3 separate regions of the Homo sapiens genome follow, and all the other regions are linked to region 3. The links are chromatin contacts, found by Hi-C or POLR2A ChIA-PET in ENCODE. All regions are on one chromosome and are shown on one strand. Each heading gives the region's core, a stretch centred on a gene start or an enhancer-like site at or near the end of the contact. The rest is flanking DNA. Distances are from core to core; before and after follow the strand shown.

Evidence for each region. A loop is a pair of places that touch in the nucleus more often than their neighbours do. ChIA-PET counts read pairs that join two places held with the same protein, here RNA polymerase II (POLR2A). Pooled maps may share reads with other maps.
Region 1: a loop to region 3 is called in a map with no recorded cell type, with 14 times the contacts of the local background. The contact joins two enhancer-like sites. A Hi-C loop is called at or near these places in 3 of 37 single-sample maps with no recorded cell type and 5 of 50 pooled maps.
Region 2: a loop to region 3 is called in a pooled map, with 3 times the contacts of the local background. The contact joins two enhancer-like sites. A Hi-C loop is called at or near these places in 2 of 50 pooled maps. POLR2A ChIA-PET finds 5 or more read pairs at or near these places in 3 of 52 experiments (CD4-positive, alpha-beta memory T cell, CD8-positive, alpha-beta memory T cell and activated T-cell).

Annotation. Positions count from the first base shown.
Region 1 is chr1:39,595,095-39,598,509 of GRCh38, forward strand. No RefSeq gene overlaps it. Among named protein-coding and RNA genes, the nearest start is that of PABPC4, 20 kb to the left of the region's middle. RefSeq lists a silencer at 2,655-2,744. Within about 2 kb of position 1,994, at least 2 of the 41 ENCODE cell types and tissues checked have a DNase peak (open chromatin) inside an H3K27ac peak, as active enhancers do.
Region 2 is chr1:40,398,778-40,402,297 of GRCh38, forward strand. The region is part of intron 1 of SMAP2 (small ArfGAP2); the gene reads left to right. Among named protein-coding and RNA genes, the nearest start is that of SMAP2, 27 kb to the left of the region's middle. Within about 2 kb of position 1,679, at least 3 of the 41 ENCODE cell types and tissues checked have a DNase peak (open chromatin) inside an H3K27ac peak, as active enhancers do.
Region 3 is chr1:40,001,403-40,004,782 of GRCh38, forward strand. No RefSeq gene overlaps it. Among named protein-coding and RNA genes, the nearest start is that of CAP1, 38 kb to the right of the region's middle. Within about 2 kb of position 1,914, at least 2 of the 41 ENCODE cell types and tissues checked have a DNase peak (open chromatin) inside an H3K27ac peak, as active enhancers do.

The DNA of each region.
Region 1 (3,415 bases), core at 744-3,243, 410 kb before region 3:
TCTGGGTGACAGAGCCAGGCTATATCAAAAGAAAGAAAGAAAGAGAAAGAGAGAGAGAGAAAGAAAGAAATCATATAACTCAGTTCCTGAAACATGCACAGAGTGGCCTGTCTGTGGATGCTGTTGTTGCTGCACTGGAGACCACAGGGCCTGACTGGGTGTGACCCAAAGTCCCGACTGTGGTCAGCCTGACTGGCCCAGGGATCTGGGCTCTCACAGGGGCACTGGACACACCGTCCTGAATCCTGGAGCTGACACTGAGACAGGAGGATCACAGGAGGATCACAGGAGAACCCACTGAACTGGCCTTGAGTCAGCACAAGGACACAAAAGAAAGAAGATTTTGGTTTTGGAGGGCAGGGCTTGTGTGGGCACTGGTGGGAAAGCCCAGCTCCCTTCTCCTCCTGAACACCCAAATCTGATCCCCCAGTGGTTCCTCCCGGATGCCTGCAACAGCCTCCTTCTCCGTCTCCCCTGTAATCCACTCTACACATGGTAGACAGAGTCCTTTTTCAGAAATGTAAGTGAGACCATGTCGCCAGCCTCTCACCCAGCTGAAATCCTGCTAGAGGCTTCCCAAGGCTCTTAAGAAAGGAGCTGGCAAAAGTCTTTTCCAAACTGAGGTGATAAGGTGGACAATTTTAGGTGGATGTGGAAGGACATTTTAAAATTTCACCTGTGAATTAGAAAAATAGAAGTGTTATGTCATTCTTTAATTTCATGAATATTCTTGCTTAGGAGGATATAAAGGGAGCCAATTTAAAGAAAAATATTAAAGAAATGATAGTACAAGAGGAGCCACCATCGATGGTACTAGAACAAGGCTCAGGAAATTAGACCTCTCTTCAGTTTCATCGGGGGCTGTCTGTCCCTCCCTCCCTGGCTCTAGCTACACTGGTCTTGCAGGTCCTTGAAGATGTCACATGCTCATCTGCCAGGAACGTTCTGGAATGCTCTTCCCAATCTCACCCTTGCACTATATTCCCATCTTTTGCTAAAATAATGGCCCTCAGATCGTGGCTCCAGTGTCCCTCCCTGGGAGTCTCGTGATCAGGGGACCCTGCCGTCGTTATCTCATGGTCCTTCTACTTTTTCTTCATAGCACTTACTGCCATTTGTGATGATCTCTTGTGTGTCTGTGATTACATCTATGCCCCCTCTAGAATGTAAGCTTCTCAAAGCTGGACTGTGTCTTGCTCACCCTCTATGCTCAGGGCCCAGCCGGGCCAGGCACGTGCTAAGCACTCATCTGAATGCAGCATGTGCGAACAGATGCATGCACCCAGTTACTCACCCTGGTGGCTCCTGCCTCAGTCCCTGGCATGTTGACACCACTCAGATTGTGGCTGCCCCTGTGGAGTTAGGAATTGCCTCGGCATCAGCCTTCGAACAAGGGGCTCCACGCTGTCATTTTGCACCTGGCCTCACAAATGATGTAGCTGATCCTGAGCAGAAGATTGAGGAAGGTGGAAAGTAAGGACACTGGGGTGGATGACCCCTTTCAGAGCACGCAGAGAAGGCAGGAGACATGGGGTCAGGACAGTCTCTCCCAGCTTGGACCTTGTGCTGGCTTTTCTTTGAGGAGTCATGGAGATTAGATCTAGGACCTCTTCCTGGGCAGGGGAAGGGTCCCAGAAGAGCCATGCGGGTGGGGTCAGAGTTTCTGCCTTGGGTCTCAAAGGGCCTCAAGCCTGCGCCCCCTAGCCATGGCTTGGCCTCTTCCTCCTGGCCTCTCCCCACACTTCAATGTTTGCTTATCCTGGACCCCACAACCCCCTTATGCTATAGGAAGGCATAGGTCCAGAGTATGCATTGTTTTAGTTTAAACATTTAAAATATAGAAAGCTCAGAGGTGAACTTAACTAACGCCCATGTGCTTACCACTCAGAATAAGCAACTGTTAACATTTTTGCTTCAGATTTTTTTTTATATAAAACAAATAGAGCATCATAGACAGAGCTGAAGTTCCCTTTGTTCCTCTGCCCAGTCCAATTCCTCCCCTCCTTTCAATCCCAGGAGCAGTTGTTACTACTAATCTGATGTGTTTCCTTCCAATCTATTTCGATGAGCAAAACAGAATGTGTGTTAATGGAAGCATTATTCCTCACAGCCAAAAAAAAAAAAAAATGGAAACAATCCAAACGTCCATCAACTGATAAATGGATAAACAAAATGTGGCCTATCCATATAATGAAATATTATTAAGCAATAAAAATAAATCAAGTGCCAATCCATGCTAACATGGATCGGCCCTTTTTTTTTTTTTTTTTTTTTTTTGAGACAGGCTCTGGGTCTGTCACCCAGGCTGCAGTGCAGTGGTGCGATCTCTGCTCACTACCACCTCTACCTCCTGGGCTCAAGCCATCCTCCCACCTTAGCCTCGCAAGTAGCTGGGACTACAGGCACGCACCACCACACCTGGCTAATTTTTGTATTTTTTGTAGAGATGAGGTTTTGCCATGTCACCCAGGCAGGTCTCGAACTCCTGGGCTCAAGCAATCTGCCTGCTTAGGCCTCCCAAAGTGCTGGGATTACAGGCGTGAGCCACCACACCCTGTGTGATCAACCTTGAACACATTTTAAGTGACAGAAGCTAGATGCAAAAGGCTACGTATTATATGACTACATTTATACAGAATAGGCAAATCCACAGAGACAGAAGCAGATTAGTGGTTGCCAACGGGGAAGAGCAGAATACAAGTGGCTGATTAACGGGTGTGGGACTCCTTTTTGGGGTGATAAAAATGTTCTAGAATTAGGCAGTGGTGGTGGTTGCAAAACATCTGCAACCACCACTAAGATGGTTTTCCTTTCTTTTTCAAGGTCGTATAATATTCTCCTATGTGAATAAACCACATTTTCTTTATTGTTGCATCATCAATGACCATTTTTGGGTTGCTTCTAAACAACAGAAAAAACACTGAATTATATACTTTAAAATGGTTAAAATGATGACTTCTATGTACTTGAAAAAACACATAACATTGTTTACCCTCTGACCCATTTTAAGTGCAGGTTCAGTAGCCTTAAGTGTATTTAAAGGCTTGTGAAACAGACATCTAGGACTTTTTCTGGCTGCAAAACTGAAACTGTGTATCTACTAAACATGAATTCTCCCTCCCCCACCTCCACACTCAGCAATCACCTTTCCACTTTCTGCTTCTATAATTTTGACTGCTTTAGATTCTTCACATGAGTGTAATCATACAGTATTTGTCCTTTTGTGACTGGCTTATTTCTTTCTTTCTTTTTTTTTTTTTTGAGACAGAGTTTTGCTCTTGTTGCCCAGGCTGGAGTGCAATGGCATGATCTCGGCTCACTGCAAACTCCGTCTCCTGGGTTCAAGCAATTCCTGGGTTCAAGCGATTCTCCTGTCTCAGTCTCCCGAGTAGCTAGGATTACAGGCACCTGCCAC
Region 2 (3,520 bases), core at 429-2,928, 400 kb after region 3:
ACAGACATGTGCCACTGCACCTAGAATACTTAGTTTTAATTAATCTTTAAGCAAATGTTGCTTCCCTGCTATGTTCAAGGAACCATGCTATGCCGTGAGTATATGATAGTGAATGTTACAGGTCTGGTGACAGCTCTTGTGGCACACATAGTTAAGCGGGAAAGACATCTTAAACAATCAAATAATTAGATAGTAACAAAATATGGTATGATTTAGAAAAAGTAAAGGGTGGCCAGGCACAGTGGCTCACTCCTGTAATCTCAGTGCTTTGGGAGGCCAAAGTAGGAAAATCACTTGAGGCCAGGAGTTCAAGACCAGCCTGAGCAACATAGTGAGACCCTGTCTCTTTTTTATTTCATTGATTTATTTTTATTTTTATTTTTTTCAGACAGAGCCTTGCTCTGTTGCCCAGGCTGGAGTGCAGTGGTGGGATCTCGGCCCACTGCAACCTCCGCCTCCTGGGCTCACGTGATTCTCCTGCCTTAGCCTCCCAAGTAGCTGGGACTACAGGCATGTGCCACTACGTGTGGCTATTTTTTTTTTTTTTTTTTTTTGTATTTTTAGTAGAGATGGGGTTTCACCATGTTGGCCAGGCTTGTCTCAAACTCCTGACCTCAGGTCATCTGTCCACCTCTGCCTCCCAAAGTGTTGGGATTACAGGCGTGAGCCACCGTGCCTGGCCCATTTCTTTTTTTTTTCTTTTCTTTCTTTCTCTTTTTTTTTTTTCCTGACTCTTAACACCACTCAATGACCCATCTTTACAAAAATAAAAAATTCAGCTGAGCGTGGTGGCTCATGCATCTAGTCCCAGCTACTTGGGAGACTGAGGTGGGAGGATTGCCTGAGCCTGACAGCCCAAGGCTGCTGTGAGCTATGATCGCACCACTGCACTCCAGCCTGGGTGAGAGAGTAAGACCCTGTCTCAAAAAAAAAAAAAGAAAAGAAAAGAAAGAGTGAAAAAAAGAGTAAAGGGTAAATGAAAGTTCATAACCTTTAAAAAAAAAGTCCTTATCTTTTAGAGATATATGCTGAAGTATATACAGATGAAATGGTATGATATTTAGGATTTGCTTCAGAATAATCCAGGTTGGAGTTGAGGGGCAGTGGGTGGGAGTATAGCTGAAACAAAATTGGCTAGGAGTTGATAATTGCTGAAGCTCATGGTTAATTATGCTCTGCTTTCGTTTGTTTGAAATTTTCTGTAAGGTAAAAACCAAAAGAAAGGGTAGAAGAGATGTTACAGTCGGGTTTAGACTGGGGAGCCAAGGAAAGACTCCTTTGAGGAAGAAACATTTCAGCTGAGACCCTTGTGATGTATAGGAGTTGGCCAGGCTGCAAGTGGCATTTGGCAGTTAGGGAAAGAGTTTTTTTAGGCAGCAGGAGCAGCATGTACAAAGTCCAGCAAGCCCTGAGGAAGGAACATGTTGGTCCCTTGAGGAAATGAAAGAAGGCTGCTACCATAGGAATTGAGAGGCTGCGGAAGGAGGCATGGGCTAGACCTTTAAGACCTTGGAAACTATGTTAAGGATTTTGTTATTTAATCCAATAGTAATAGAAGAATTTTAAGCAGCACAATGTGGCTTTGCTTCTTTAAGAGCTCAAGTTGGCTGTTTGGTGGAGAATGGTTTTGGTTTGGGCTCAAGGGAGAAGAGAATGTAAAAGTGGAGAGAGAGCTATTAGGAGGTTATTGCAGTGGTCCGAAAGAGTCTGGTGGCTTTAGATTACAGAAATAGTGATACAGATGGAGAGAAGAGATACTGATTTGACAGATATTTTTGTCTTGGTGATGTGGGGGCTGAAGGAGAGAGGTTTCATGATGCATAATTTTCTGACTGACGCAATGGAATGGATGGAGGTGTAGTTGACTAAGATGAAGAAAAAAGGAAGAGATTTTGTAGCAAGAGATTGAGAGCTTAGTTTGGAATATGCTATTCAGAAAATGTGCACCAATTTACATATTTACCTTTGTGTATGAGACTACATGGAAGGTTTATATTTAGAGGTGTGATCTGTACAGATTTGTGTTTTAGAAAGATTATTCTGGTGGTGGGATTCTGGAGACTAATTGCTTGTTAGTCTGTGAGCTTTTTGAATTGAGGAATCTCATCCTTATTTTCTCTGCCTTTGTATCCCCAGTACTTAGCAGGCAAATTGCTTGGCACATAGGTACACAATAAATAATGTTAAGAGAACCAATGCTGGTTGGGCGCGGTGGCTCACACCTGTAATCCCAGCACTCTGGGAGGCCGAGAAGGGCGGATCACTAGGTCAGGAGATCGAGACCATCCTGGCTACCAAGGTGAAACCCCGTCTCTACTAAAAATACAAAAACAAAATTAGCCGGGCGTGATCGCGGGCGCCTGTAGTCTCAGCTACTCGGGAGGCTGAGGCAGGAGAATGGCGTGAACTCGGGAGGCGGAACTTGCAGTGAGCCGAGATCGCGCCACTGCACTCCAGCCTGGGTGACAGAGCGAGATTCCGTCTCAAAACAAACAAACACACACAAAAAAGAACGAATGCTTATAGGTGAGACATGAGGTCTAGGTAGAAATGGATAGATTCTGGAAAAGTTTCCAAGATAGATTCCACAGGATTTGGATGGAAGATGGGAAAGTTCTCTCCCTTCGCGTAGCCTGCCCGTTGAACTTTTTGACAGGTCCGTTATGCCAGCAGGTCTAAATATAGGTAGCCATCAATTTATCAATGTTTTTTCCTCCTCAATATTTATTTGTTTGGAACTCCATAGATTAGAACTCAATGATATAATTATTATAATATTAGTAGTAGCTTGAAGTCCTCCATCACGCTAGTTCCCCTTTTCTGTCTGCTGAGTTGTCAATCCCAGAGCCCCTCTAATCCTGGCAGCTTTGGTGGTGGGGGAAGTTTCAGCAGCAAGAGGAATTTGCAGCAGTAGTTACTCCGTATGTAGAAGCTGTCCAGATGTTGAATATAAGTTGGATATTACGTATATGCTTTTCATTTTACAAATGGAGACATAAGCCCTAGAGAAACTTGTCAAAATACATGCAACAGGTCCGTGTAAACCCAGATTTTTCCGATACTGAACTGGTACTTAGGACAGTTGATTTCTTGACTGATCAACCAAATCCATCTCCATCTACTTTTTTCATTTTCCCTGATCCCTTATTGCAGAGTGATTCTATGTTAGTTTTAGTATTGCTTGATGCTGCCCACGCCTGCTCTTAGGCTCCTGTTGAATATGTGCACTTATGTGTGACCTTGTTCTTGTGTTGTGCCGATCACTACCAGTTTACATCACTTGTCTATCCTCTTTGCTTTCAAAATTGTTTGGCATATTGCCTCTCAGCATTTCTTTTCATTTTAAATTTCAAAATGGCATCTTTTATATTTTTTTCCTTGATTGCCATGACCAATGTGTATTAAACAATTGGTTTATCTCTTTTTATTGATACATAATAGATGTACATGTTTTCAGGGTACAAGTGATATTTTGATACATTCACATAATGTGTAATAACCAAATCATGATAATGCTATA
Region 3 (3,380 bases), core at 664-3,163:
TGCAGTGAGCCAAGATAAAGCCATTGCACTCAAACCTGGGGGACAAGAGCAAGACTTCTCTCAAAAAAGAAGAGAAAAGAAAAAGAATACAAAAGTATGAATACAAAATTAGGTACAAGTTCTTGGAAAAGTGTTTTGCAAGTAAGGGTTCTTAAATTTTAAGCTTCCTTAGCTTCATGGTAAATATGCCTCTAAGCCTGCCTGAGATTTGGGAAACTTCTTTCTGCCTGCTTTATTTCTGGCCATCAGTCCTTCTGGAAGGCAATGTGGAAAAGGACCAAATTCCACCATATTAATTACTGCTGAATGGGTAGCATAACATCAGAGCAGGAAGCCTGGATCATCACAGAAACCAGCCTTTCACTAGCTCATTAAAGGTCAACTTTGAAATGAGAGAAACAAGTAGAAATAGCAAGAATCTATCCGGAAAACATCCGGGTTATTATGACTATTTTCTCAGCATTATGCTGATTGTTCAGAGGTTGTTTGTACTGTATTATGAAGTGTGGAAAAGAGCCAAGATGATTAGGCCAACCTCTGTTATTTATAAGTTCCCTTGGCAGTAAGATCTCCCTCCTTTTTTTAAAAAAAAAAATTAATTTGCTAGGGATGGAATATCACACCATTTTTAATGAGATGGCCCCTGGCTTGCTATAGTATAGCCAGGGATGACACAGAAGCTATGTTTTCCAGCTATCTTTTTTTTTTTTTGAGATGGAGTCTCGCTCTGTCACCCAGGCTAGATTGCAGTGGCTGATTTTGGCTCACTGCAACCTCGGCCTCCAGGGTTTAAGCAATTCTTCTGTCTCAGCCTCCTGAGTAGCTGGGATTACAGGCGCTGGCCATCACACCCAACTAAATTTCATATTTTTAGTAGAGACAAGGTTTTGCCATGTTGGCCAGGCTGGAAGCTGTCTTTTAAATTGACCTGTGACTATATATCTGATGTGATCTGATTTGTATTTTGAAAAGTTCCCCTAGCTGTTGTGTGGAGAGCTGATAGTGGGGACAAGAGTAAAAGCAGGCAAATGAGTTAAGGGGGTATTGCAGTGGTGTAGGCAGGAGATGATGTGGGTTTAGCGTTGGTAGGTGGGACTTCTGATAAGTGGTTGGATCCTGGATATCTTTTGAAGGGAGAGACAACAGGACTGCTAAAGAATTGAACGTGAGGTGGGTGGGGTGGGGGTTGAGAGATGGGAGGAAAAGAGGATTGAAGGTTGCTTCCTAGAGTTTGGCCTGACCTAGTAGATGAAATTACAGAAAAAAGGAAGATGGCTGGGCGCAGTGGCTCATGCCTGTGATCCCAGCCCTTTGGGAGGCCGAGACGGGAGGATCACTTGAGGTCAGGAGTTCGAGACCAGCCTGGCTAACATGGTAAAACCCCATCTCTACTAAAAATACAAAAAATTAGCTGAGTGTGGTGGCACACGGCTGTAATCCTAGCTACTCGGGAGGCTGAGGTAGGAGAATCGCTTGAACCCAGGAGGTGGAGGTTGCAGTGAGCCAAGATTGTGCCATTTCACTCTAGCCTGGGCGACAAGAGCAAAACTCCATCTCAAAAAAAAAAAAAAAAAAGAGAAAGAATAAAGAAAAATGGAAGATGAGGGTAAACACATGTTTGAAAAAGACAATTGAGAATTCTTTTTTTTTAAAGTGAAATAGTTTACTAAATTGATTGAGTCTAATTCAAGAATTCTTTTTTGATCATGAAATTGACCAGGTCTATGACTCCACAGTCTAAGGGATACCTATTCTAAACAATGTAAATTTTCAAGTCAATCACTAAAATAGTCATCAATTAAATACTAAGCTCTATAAATGCCAATGCAAATGATATATTCACAGAAATAAATTTTATTTCTATTACCCTGACATAGAGAAAGCCATGTCGAGTCAGTGTTATAACTAGGTCAGCATAACCAAATTCCACTTCCTCTGGAGACTTTCAAGGCTTAAAAATAACATATAAGAAGAAGTAAAACTCAAATAACCACTGTATTTGTGGGCCAAGCAATAATATGTAAAATGCAACTCTTGAGGTTTCATTATCAACAGTAGACAATTCTGAATGATAATCTTAAATGGGCAAGTCTGATATATCTTCATTAATCAATTAATTTCTTTATTTTTGTAACTATCTCATATGCAAGCAAAAAATGCACTCAACTCCTTCCAAAAGGAGACAATTCATGTCCGGTTATGGCATTCATCCCTTCCCTGGTTACATTCATTCATTCAACACACATGTAATGAATGCCTACTATGTACCAGCCACAGTGCTAGTTTATGGGAACACAATTATGAGCAAGACAATCTATGAAGCTCGTAGTCTAGTTGGAGAGACAGAAAAGTAAACACACAGAACATTCAATTCAACATCTGCTGACTATATAATCTGAAGATGTTCTTGTAATAAATATTTAGAAATGCTGGCCAGACTGGGCACAGTGGCTCACGTCTGTAATCCCAACACCTGGGGAGGCCAAGGCGGGTGGATCGCCTGAGGTCACGAGTTTGAGACCAGCCTGGCCAATATGGCGAAACCCCTTCTCTACTAAAAATACAAAAATTAGCCGGATGTGGTGGCAGGTGCCTGTAATCTCAGCTACTTGGGAGGCTGAGGCAGGAGAGTTGGTTGAACCTGGGAGGTGGAGGTTGTGGTGAGCTGAGATGGCGCCACTGCACTCCAGCCTGGGCTACAAGAGTGAGACTCCACCTCAAAAAAAAAAAAAAAAAAAAAAAAAAGAAAGAAAGAAAGAAAAAGAAATGCTGGCCAAAATTTAAAGAAATGTAGAATGAAGTTGGAAGAAAAAAAACATCTCCAGGGTCCAGAGTGAAGAAAGAGCTGAAACCAGACAGATAAATAGTTTACTAAAGTGATAGAAACTGATCAACTTAGAGCAGAAGATGTAGCTATGCTGGGGAAGGGCTATAATTCCAACAATCTAAAATATTCTAGGATATACCTAATATGGGAGGGGACTACACAAAGGCATGGATCAAGAGGTGAGAGTCATTTGGTGCTACCTTGAAGGCTGAGTTCCACAACCTACCTGGCAAAGCGCTAAACCAACTGATGTGCTGGCCAATCAATGGCAAGACAATGTGATTGGGTGGGGGATGAGAGAAGTCATAAGTACCATGATCAGTTCCATGAATGAGGACTGTAGCTTCTACCAGTATTCCTTCCTTGCTGTGTCATGGATATTTTTTCTCCTTTATTGAGGTATAACTTACTTATAGTAATATGCAGAAAGTCAGATATATTTTTAAAGTAATTTTCTTTCTCTTTTCTCTTAGAATCGTGTGGTATGGGTTGATGATGGTTAAATTTGTAATTTAGTACACAAATTGTAAACTATAGAGAGGGGTCATGATGG